Linked DNA regions of Homo sapiens: all the other regions are linked to region 3. A link is a contact called in ENCODE Hi-C data. All regions are on one chromosome and are shown on one strand. The core of a region is the stretch at or near the end of the contact, and the rest is flanking DNA. Distances in the headings are between cores, read along the strand shown. Region 1 holds the start of SOD1 (superoxide dismutase 1). Region 2 overlaps APP (amyloid beta precursor protein). Region 3 holds the start of HEMK2 (HemK methyltransferase 2, ETF1 glutamine and histone H4 lysine).

Region 1 (3,496 bases), core at 704-3,203, 2.8 Mb after region 3:
CTGGCAGGGAGGGACAGGGTATTACTGGCATCTAGTGAGTAGGGGCTAGGGATTCTACTGAACATCCTACAGTGTACAGGACAGCCTCCACAGCAAAGAACTGTCTGGCCCAAAATGTCCATAGTGCCCACATTCGATGCCCTGCATTAGGAAGATATAAATACTCTTAAATATCACAGAGTTAAATTCCTTACCCCTGTTCTAGCAGAGATGATATTCTTGCGGGGGGAGCATCTTCTTGGCTTCAACACATTCTTTTCTCCATGGGAGATGATGCCAGAAGAGGGACAGAACAGGGCCCAGTAAAGCATGGGGCCTGGGGCCAGGGACCCCCTTGTTCAGGTGTGACGACCATCCTACGAAGGCACCACCCAGGCATCATTAGACCGTCTCAAAAGAAGAGTAATTCACTGTCCCAAAGCAGCTCTCTCGTGTCTGTGGGCGGATCCCTTGGCAAGTTTACAATGAACTGAAATCTGCCGAACTTCCTGGAACCCAAAGAAACTTTAGCCTTGGGCAAAGGCCCTTTGGCCAGCATTTGCACTGTTTATGCAACCGTTTAGAATATACGAATTATCTGGAGACTACTACCAAATACAACAGGCAAAACTGCAAATATGTATACTTCCTAGAGGATGATAAAAAAATGTGAATTGTATTTCTCTGATAGAGGATGCATTAGAGTCTGAGGGTCTAAATAGCGTAAATAATAAATAAGTAAATAAATCGATAGTAGTGTACTCCAAACGAGGCTGGAATAGCTTCTATTGTTGTTTCACACTGGACTTCAATTAAGTCTCAGTATTTTGCCATACTCAATATTAAGTACTAGGCTGGACGTGGTGGCTCATGTCTGTAATCCCAGCACTTTGGGAGGCCGAGGTGGGTAGATGGCTGGCTTGAGCTCAGGAGTTTGAAACCAGCCTGGGCAACATGGTAAAACCCCATCTGTACCCAAAATACAAAAATCAGCCAGGTGTGGTGGCACATGCCTGTGGTCCCAGGTACTTGGGAGGCTGAGGCAGGAGGATGGCTTGAACCCAGGAGGTGGAGGCTGCAGTGAGCTATGATGGCGCCACTGCACTCCAGCCTGGGTGACAGAGCGAGACCCTGTCTCAAAAATCAAACAAACAACCCCCTCGCCCCGGACAAAAGTAGTTTGCACTATTTTCTCATTTCACAATATGTTTTTGAAATATTTCCCTTGAAAGGTAAGTCATATTTATCATTCCTGTTGTATGGAGGCATCATAAATTATTTCACCATTCTACCCTCCTTGAGTGTTGTGGCCTTTAGGCCAGACAAAAACGCAGGTGATGCCTAGAAGCCAACTAGTTGCCGTTTGGTTATCTGTAGGGTTGTGGCCTTGCCAAACAGGAAAAATATAAAAAGAATACCGAATTCTGCCAACCAAATAAGAAACTCTATACTAAGGACTAAGAAAATTGCAGGGGAAGAAAAGGTAAGTCCCGGGATTGAGGTGTAGCGACTTTCTATACCCTCAGAAAACTAAAAAACAAGACAAAAAAATGAAAACTACAAAAGCATCCATCTTGGGGCGTCCCAATTGCTGAGTAACAAATGAGACGCTGTGGCCAAACTCAGTCATAACTAATGACATTTCTAGACAAAGTGACTTCAGATTTTCAAAGCGTACCCTGTTTACATCATTTTGCCAATTTCGCGTACTGCAACCGGCGGGCCACGCCCCCGTGAAAAGAAGGTTGTTTTCTCCACATTTCGGGGTTCTGGACGTTTCCCGGCTGCGGGGCGGGGGGAGTCTCCGGCGCACGCGGCCCCTTGGCCCCGCCCCCAGTCATTCCCGGCCACTCGCGACCCGAGGCTGCCGCAGGGGGCGGGCTGAGCGCGTGCGAGGCGATTGGTTTGGGGCCAGAGTGGGCGAGGCGCGGAGGTCTGGCCTATAAAGTAGTCGCGGAGACGGGGTGCTGGTTTGCGTCGTAGTCTCCTGCAGCGTCTGGGGTTTCCGTTGCAGTCCTCGGAACCAGGACCTCGGCGTGGCCTAGCGAGTTATGGCGACGAAGGCCGTGTGCGTGCTGAAGGGCGACGGCCCAGTGCAGGGCATCATCAATTTCGAGCAGAAGGCAAGGGCTGGGACGGAGGCTTGTTTGCGAGGCCGCTCCCACCCGCTCGTCCCCCCGCGCACCTTTGCTAGGAGCGGGTCGCCCGCCAGGCCTCGGGGCCGCCCTGGTCCAGCGCCCGGTCCCGGCCCGTGCCGCCCGGTCGGTGCCTTCGCCCCCAGCGGTGCGGTGCCCAAGTGCTGAGTCACCGGGCGGGCCCGGGCGCGGGGCGTGGGACCGAGGCCGCCGCGGGGCTGGGCCTGCGCGTGGCGGGAGCGCGGGGAGGGATTGCCGCGGGCCGGGGAGGGGCGGGGGCGGGCGTGCTGCCCTCTGTGGTCCTTGGGCCGCCGCCGCGGGTCTGTCGTGGTGCCTGGAGCGGCTGTGCTCGTCCCTTGCTTGGCCGTGTTCTCGTTCCTGAGGGTCCCGCGGACACCGAGTGGCGCAGTGCCAGGCCCAGCCCGGGGATGGCGACTGCGCCTGGGCCCGCCTGGTGTCTTCGCATCCCTCTCCGCTTTCCGGCTTCAGCGCTCTAGGTCAGGGAGTCTTCGCTTTTGTACAGCTCTAAGGCTAGGAATGGTTTTTATATTTTTAAAAGGCTTTGGAAAACAAAAATACGCAACAGAGACCGTTTGTGTGACACTTTGCAGGGAAGTTTGCTGGCCTCTGTTCTAGGTCATGATTGGGCTGCAAGGGCAGAGAAGGTAGCCTTGAACAGAGGTCCTTTTCCTCCTCCTAAGCTCCGGGAGCCAGAGGTTTAACTGACCCTTTTGGGGATTTTTGAGGGCAGTGATCTTAACTTTGGGTGCACAGTTAGCTTATTTGAAGATCTTACTAAAAATACACCAGAGCCCAACCTCCGACCAATTACATCAAAACCTGTCCTAGTGCAGGGTGAGTATTGCTGTTTTTTGAAAGTTTCCAAAAGTGATTTTGATGTGCACCTACGATTGAGAACTGTCGTTTGAGGACAGTGGGTGGAGTTTCGTATTTGGAAATTAGAAGACCTGGAGTTTCCATTACACCGAATTGGCACTTAATAACTGTTGTCGGAGCATTTCTTAAGCCACATTTTCGTAAAGTGGCTTTAAAATTGCTCTGCCAGTAGGCAGGTTGCTAAGATGGTCAGAGACAAACTTCTGAACGACTCTTGTAAAATATACAGAAATATTTTCAGAACTTTTATCAGTAAAATTACAAAACGTGTTGCAAGGAAGGTGCTTGTGATAACACTGTCCCCAGAACCTTAGTGAAGTTACCAACTGGTGGAAAATTTTCTCTTGCACTCGGCTTAAAAATCATGAGGGAATATTTACTATACGAATGAGATTCAGTCTTTAAAGGGGTTTACAGAAACGTGAGAGGACAGGAACAGTTAGTCTGTGTAAATGTCTGAAATATATGTGAGGGAGATAATGAGT
Region 2 (3,565 bases), core at 272-2,771, 2.8 Mb before region 3:
CTCATTTGGTCCAGCCTATTTCTCTCCTAAGTGTGAGACTCAATAAATACACAACCACCCCACTGTGCTCTTCAAGAGCTTATTAACTGCCTCTTTTAGATTCTCCTGGGTATAGTCCAGACTTAAAATGCCTCACTTTGGGAGACAATGTAATTTAACCATTGGAGGAACAAATGTTGGTCTATATATTTCAGGCATTTTCCAAATAAAAACCTCCAAGAAAAAGCAAACTTGTATCTTAAAAGATGCAGAACTATTTAGGGCAAAAAGTACACAGAGAATGAGAAAGAAAAAAGATGTCACTGCATTTAACAAAAGAGTTAACAATATTGTTAACAATAACAAGAGTTAGCCATGAAGTAATTAGGATATAGTACTTGAAACTGGCACCACCTTTTACCAGGCATTACAATATTGCTATGAGTTCACAAAGCTCTGTTAGAGCAGAGGAAAAAGAAGGATTTGAATTCTGTCACTGTACTAGCAACACCACCTAGGGATGAGGAAGACAATATCTAATAGAATAACAAATAAAGTAAGTATACATGATTCATCAAGCTCTTCAATAAAAATGTATTTTAGAATTTATCAACATCCCTTTTGAATCATGTTTCAAAAATCACACAATCTGTTCAAACACGGATAGACCCCCAGATAAATCAGAATCTCTCTCTCTGTTACCACGCCTCTGTGGACTTAGAAATCACCACTTAGATTTGTAAACAAGGCTTAGTTTCATTATTGTAAATCAATTTGGCAGGACTTATCACTCCACAGAGAGCTGAAATAATTGAATTTCTGGACTTCTAAGGAAGAAGGTTTAAGTACATTAAGGCTTCCAAAAGGAAGATCACCAACTCTTCTTTAGCAGAAAATGCCCCTGGAGAATTTTGAACCATTTCTTGATCTAGTGGCAACTGGATGTTATCAGTGGCAACTAAGGTATCTGTCTACACCTGCTGAGGCTCACAAGTAAAAACTAAAAAGTACTGTGAATCTCTGTGATAATGGAGCGTAAAGCTACCACTTAAGTCTTTATTACTAGTAAGTAACGGATTTTAAGAAAAAAAGAGATACTCAAATCTATCTATAGATAACCAAAAAACCAAACAAAACACCCAGAAAAATCTAAGGTTGAAGAACATATATAATTTGAGACTTTTGAAACAAAACACCCAGAAAAATCTAAGGTTGAAGAACATGTATAATTTGAGACTTCTGATCAGAGCCTTCCTCAATAATGTAAGTTTAAAAACTATTACCAAAGTGACAAGATCCCATGTCAGATAGCAGAATGAGAACAAGGCTACTCTTCAACTTAGTCATCCTCTTTTATCACTACAACTTCAATCATAGATGTAAATGGAAATTTCTGCTTCCTTTGCTACTTTTCTGCTTGACTGAATTTTATAATGAAAAACGTCTGTTCCTTCCAGGCAGAGCACGAGTGTCATTCAAATTGTACACACCAGGCAAAGAGTGAATGCATTTGTTTAGATGCAAAAATCATTTAAATATGTGTCATTATAGGCTGCAGCACATTTGCGGATTCGGCAGTTTAAAATTCTCTTAAGCAATAAAGCAAGGCATCAAATGAAAGTGCACTCAGGCTTCAAACATCTTCAGACTATGTTTTCCTGTTTGCACACAGCGAGCCCCGCCTTCCTTTCCTGACCCCACTCAAACAGAAAGCAGTGGAACCATGCCCTAGCCCATCCTATTACCCCAAACGTCTTCCAGGTCAGCAATCCAAAGTCACGTGAAAGCTCCATCTTCAGTTTCCCTCTCCAGGGAGCAAATATTTTGAAGAGCAAGCATTCCAAGCAAGCAGAAACTCAGCCTTTAAATCAAACTAAGCTTAAAAGTAAGGTCCTGCCGCACACAGAAGGCAACAGAAAAGTGTCTGAAGAGATAGCTCCCATTTTATATTTAACATTTAGAAATGAGAAAACTGTGTGTGATTAATGCTTATAATTAGAGGGGGTTAACCCTTATTTCAAATAATGTAGTTCCTGTCTTTCATTTAAAATTATAAAGATGACTAAAATGTACATGAAAGGAAAATTACAGTTAGGATCTGCTGTGTTTTAACCCAGAACTGTGGTTTTTTGAAGAAAATGCTGGAAAAGATTCTGATTTGGTAAGAATATCTGGATATGAGAATCTTCTAAGAAAGGTGATTTACCATTTTCAGGCCAAAGGCAGAGAGTTTCTAACAATGATAAAATTAACAGGCTGTAGGATCTTCATTCTCTAAGCTTCAGGTGACCCTTTTAATGACTAAATAAAGTGTGTACTCAAGGTCACCCACGAGGAAGAAAAAGGTCAGTTCCCTCTCTTGAGGGACCCCCTCCCCACTCACGCTATTACACAGCAATTCTAGAGATTCACTTCATTTTTGGTTTATGTTCAAACTGTCTGGATATTTCAGGGCCTTCGCTTTTAAGTTTCCATAATAGGGCAGTTGACTATTTATATAAGTCCCTGGAAAATGTGTATTTTTAACGTCATCTAGAGTAGGCCACCTTTGGGGGAAAACAGCTAATGGGTTAAAAAGCCAACTGGTGTACCAAGTATGTACAAAAGACATCTTTTATAACAGTTCTCACGTGCAAAAGAACATTCATTAAGTATAACAATAAATAACAGGCAATATGTGCATTTTTCCAGACCCTAAGCACTTGATAAAGCCATATTGTCATTTTACACTCATTTTTAGTAGCTGTTTAATTGGTATTCCTGTATAGGACAGTTTTGTAGGTTTCCGGATTATTTCACATTCTCTTCTTCCTAGTTATAAATTTTGGTACAACTGTAAGCTCTCCTCACACTGTAATAATTACATTGCTGAGACCACATCTGTTTTTTTAAAAAAGATATTTTGCAAAAAATATATTTAAGTTGAAGTATCTGAAATACTTTTCAACGTCAAACTTTGAGAGGATTATGCTTAATTATATATCTTCACATCTTTAAATTGTTAAAAATGAATGCATAAATATTTCCTAGGGATTTATGCTTGATTCATTTGATTCTTACATACTAGTTGTTATTTACCGGCAGAGAAAGCAAAAGCAAAAAAAAAGAAAGCAAAAACAACAAAAATAGTTGATTCTGGTGCTAGTCCAGAATCAGGTTGATTTCTGCATCAATAGCAGGGTTTCTACATTAAATTCATTCAAATTTAATTAGTTCTCTGCATAAAATCAAGGGTCTAGGAGAATTTAATAAAAGCTGAAAACAATCCTATCCTTTGCCTGAAACAGATTTTTATCCCAAATGGTACTCAGCAATAAGCCAACAGAGAAAAATGGAATAACAGACATATGCCATGTTCACGAGTTCTCTGTTTAACCTAAGAAGTCTGAATTTGCCATTTTTTGATAAGGAACTGGTGTACATCTTAGAAGAAATATTCCATTGAGTCTGAATTCTTGGTGGAGCACCCGCAGAAAGAGAACCAGTAAATAGTATGTATGAGGCCTGGCCTGGACATAATGACTCAGGAATCATCAATGCAGGCCTCTGAAAAACCACTGCACTTATGAGATCTCCTAGCAAGTAT
Region 3 (3,461 bases), core at 929-3,428:
AATATATGAAAATAGAAATTTATAATTTCTGACAACTACTTTGTACTTAATATTGCATAACTCAAAATTACTAATATTTTGGGTACGTAATATAAGTCCATAAAAGTTATCTATTACCAAACATGGCTTTCAGTTAATTTCAACAAACCATTACATTAAAAAGTATGGAAAAATGTTAATCTAGGGTTGGAAATATTAATGTGAAAGACATCATTCCTTCGCACAAGGAGCTCCTAGCTTAGTATTTCCTAAAATAAAGTTTGTATTATTACAAAATTTATTTTTGAAAAAAGTTCCTCTATCATTTTTAATACCTAACATTCATAGAGCCATCAGTATATCCTAGAGAATTAAAAGGTCCCCCAATAATAGAGCAGGACAAAAATTCTTTTTCTGGACAGCTATATGCTAATTGGGAAAATAGTATCTGATCTTTGAATGTTAACCATCTTAGAATGCTGTTAACTATAAAATCTTCATTCTACTGTACTTTATCTTTCCATTAAATTTATTTTCTTGCCTATAATCTTGGAAGTTGCTTCTTTTTTAGAGACAGGCTCTTGCTCTGTCACCTAGGCTAGAGTGCAGTGGTGCCATCACAGCTCACTGCTGCCTTTAACTCCTGGGCTTGCTCAAGTGATCCTCCCACCTCAGCCTCCCAAGTAGTTAGGACTATAGGCACGAACCACAGTGCCAGCCCTCTATAATGTTATACATGCATCAAAAGCATAAATCATCCCCATTAAAAAGATCAGCTTGATGGCATTTAGGGAAATTTTTAGCACTGAACTCCCAAAACAACTACCCAGTGACAAGCTCCAGAGGTTTTAAACTTTTGGAACCAGTCTACACATCTGACAAGTCTTTATTAGGTGGTAGTAAGGTCTGAGAATCTCACCAGGTGGCTTCTCTTTGAAAATAACTATCATGGTCTCATAAATAATTAGAATTCCAAACTAGAAATAACCCAAGACTTTATAACAAAATCAGCTCCTTTTACAGCATACTTTGCAGTGCAATTTGTGCTTGTAAATCTTTCTGGGCTATCTTGAGAAGAAAAGACAAGTTATAAAACAGTACTGTTCCACTGTATATTCCAGTAGATCCAAAAGTTCCATCATCTACAATGAAAGACTAGTTTAATAAGAGCTGGGACATTTTATACTGGAGAAATATGACCAAGTTTAAGAGGGATAAATAAATACAATATAGATCTTTGAAACCTGAAAGCTGTTTGTTCCATCCTGAGAAAACCCAGTTCATCTTATCTTCAAACAAATCTAACAACCCAAATTCCTTACATTTAAAAATCACAATGTCAGTATTCATTCCTTCTGCTATTAATTTAAAATTGATGGCGATCACTTCAATAAATCCATTTAAATAAAGTGCTAGGGTAGACTATTGTCTGCTAGCTGCATGTAACTTTTTTTTGGTAACAATTAAATGAAAAATTCAGTTCCTCAATAGCACTAGCCACATTTCAAGCGCTCTGTAGCCACATGTGAGGACTGGCTGGTGCTAGAGTATGCTATTCAGTGGGTTTAAAAATATTTCCCCACTCCAGTAACACAACTTTCTTTCATGTTTGTTAAGGGTGCTTTCTATGTGCTGAGTAAATCAAATAATACCATGCAATTTTAATATGTAATACTTTAAAAATATTAATAAGCAATGTTTCCGGAATATTTTGTTTCCAAACGTGTTATACTATCGCTTCTCTCAGGGACATGTGTTCTTCAGATTAACAGGCGACAGGAAAAGATACGCCTTTGCATGGTAAGCAGTCAGGGAGCTCATGAGACAGAGCAGCCCCCTGGCAAAGGAGATGCGTCCCCGGCACACTCATTACTTGTAGCTACAGGAAAATTCTCAATTACGGCGTCCTGGCTGTCAATCATCTGCAAGTGGACCCCGCCTGCTCCGGCTCAGGGCGGTGATAGTCACCGTTCCGGCCCTCCTCCACCGCACTTCTTCAGAAAGCCGCAACCCTTTCCCGTCAGAGCCCCTCCCCTCCTCGCACCCTGCCAGTTCGGCAGCCGCTGCCTCCAGCGCGTCCAAAAGCAGAAACGTGTCCTCCGCGGGCTCGTACACGTCGCTGAAGGCGCCGCGGCCCACGTGCCCGTGGAACGGCGTAGCGAAGTTCTCCCCTGCCATAGTCCTTCGCTGCGTTCCATGCGCGTGCGCAGGGCGTGCGCATGCGCATGCGCATGCCCTCACCCTCATGCGCAGGCCTAGGAGTGGGGCTGGCGTCCCGGGCGACCAGTGTGTTGTTGTTGGGTCTTAATTCTAAATTTGTCAGTGGCTCTCCTTGAAATTGCTAAGTAGACAGTTGTATAATCCGTGACTATTGACATTTGCTTTCTTCTTTGGAACATTTAAATTTTATTCTGTGAACTAGAACCTGATAGTGGGCATTCTGAGTTGTTTTTGACTAAGGTGAATGTTCTTTCTTCATTCTAATGATATTTGGAAATTCTGTTTTATTCCTAGTTTGCAAGGATTTGAAAAAATACATAATAAATTTTACTGTTTTTTTGTCAGCTGAACTTTAAGCTTTACGCTATAAAGATGAAGACTTTCCTCGTTTTTTTACTGTACTTTATAAATTGCCTTCCTGATGAATCATGAATGCACTCTTTTTATAAACCTTAAGCAAGATGATGCGGTTTAATACACTGCTGAATTGGGGAGGCTAATAATCTGGCTCCGTTTTTTTTTACCAAGATTACGCTACCCTCGTTATGTGAGTTAGGACACTGTTTCTGGAACATTAGGTAGAAAGCCTTAAAACTGGCTGGGCTTGGTGCCTTTTTGAGTGAATGGATCTTTGATGTTTTGGAACATCTGTAAGTTATTAGACTATTCAAGTATTTGCATTCTTTTTGAGTCAATTTCTGAAATTTGTTTCGCAATGAAACATTTTTACAGCTCGTTTTTTAAATTTGAGAAATAAAAATACAGAAAAGTATTTGAGGTACAAATTTTATTTTATTTTATTTCTACTTATGTATTTTTTTTTTTTGGAGACAGAGTCTCGCTGTATCCCCCAGGCTGGAGTGCAGTGGCGCGAGCTAGGCTCACTGCAACCTCTGCCTCCCAGGTTCAAGCGGTTCTCCTGCCTCAGCCTCCGGAGTAGCTGGGATTACAGGCGCCTGCAGCCACGGCTGCCTAATTTTTGTATTTTTAGTAGAGACGGATTTTCCCCATGTTGGCCAGGCTGGTCTCAAACTGCTGACTTCAGGTGATCCACCCGCCTTGGGCTCTCAAAGTGCTGAGATTACAGGTGTGAGCCTTTAACGCACCCGGCTGGGTTACAAATTTCAAAACCCCAAGTTTTAAACCCAGAAATGACAGTATTTTCTCATGTTTCCTTAAAATATTTTTTAAATACAAGAACTAAAATATTACAAATAAGATGGATGTTCTTTCTCTATTTGCCTTCAGTTTAATTGTGTAAC

Evidence for each region. A loop is a pair of places that touch in the nucleus more often than their neighbours do. Pooled maps may share reads with other maps.
Region 1: a loop to region 3 is called in a map of CD8-positive, alpha-beta T cell, with 8 times the contacts of the local background. The contact joins the promoter of SOD1 here to the promoter of HEMK2 in region 3. A Hi-C loop is called at or near these places in 2 of 168 maps with a recorded cell type or tissue (CD4-positive, alpha-beta memory T cell and CD8-positive, alpha-beta T cell), 1 of 37 single-sample maps with no recorded cell type and 8 of 50 pooled maps.
Region 2: a pooled map shows a loop between it and region 3 (3-fold over the local background). The contact joins the enhancer-like site here to the promoter of HEMK2 in region 3. A Hi-C loop is called at or near these places in 2 of 50 pooled maps.

Annotation. Positions count from the first base shown.
Region 1 is chr21:31,657,740-31,661,235 of GRCh38, forward strand. It overlaps SOD1 (superoxide dismutase 1), which reads left to right and starts at 1,954. Exons shown (of 5, transcript NM_000454.5): 1 at 1,954-2,102. The coding sequence starts at 2,031. SOD1-DT (SOD1 divergent transcript) reads right to left here and starts at 2,285. Exons shown (of 3, transcript NR_187558.1): 1 at 1,658-2,285; 2 at 195-356. RefSeq lists silencers at 1,567-1,886, 2,157-2,436 and enhancers at 2,597-2,796, 3,296-3,496.
Region 2 is chr21:26,069,575-26,073,139 of GRCh38, forward strand. The region is part of intron 3 of APP (amyloid beta precursor protein); the gene reads right to left. Among named protein-coding and RNA genes, the nearest start is that of APP, 99 kb to the right of the region's middle. Within about 2 kb of position 1,522, at least 8 of the 41 ENCODE cell types and tissues checked have a DNase peak (open chromatin) inside an H3K27ac peak, as active enhancers do.
Region 3 is chr21:28,883,189-28,886,649 of GRCh38, forward strand. HEMK2 (HemK methyltransferase 2, ETF1 glutamine and histone H4 lysine) reads right to left here and starts at 2,179. Exons shown (of 6, transcript NM_013240.6): 1 at 2,024-2,179. The coding sequence starts at 2,157. RefSeq lists enhancers at 1,478-2,037, 2,033-2,092, 2,038-2,596.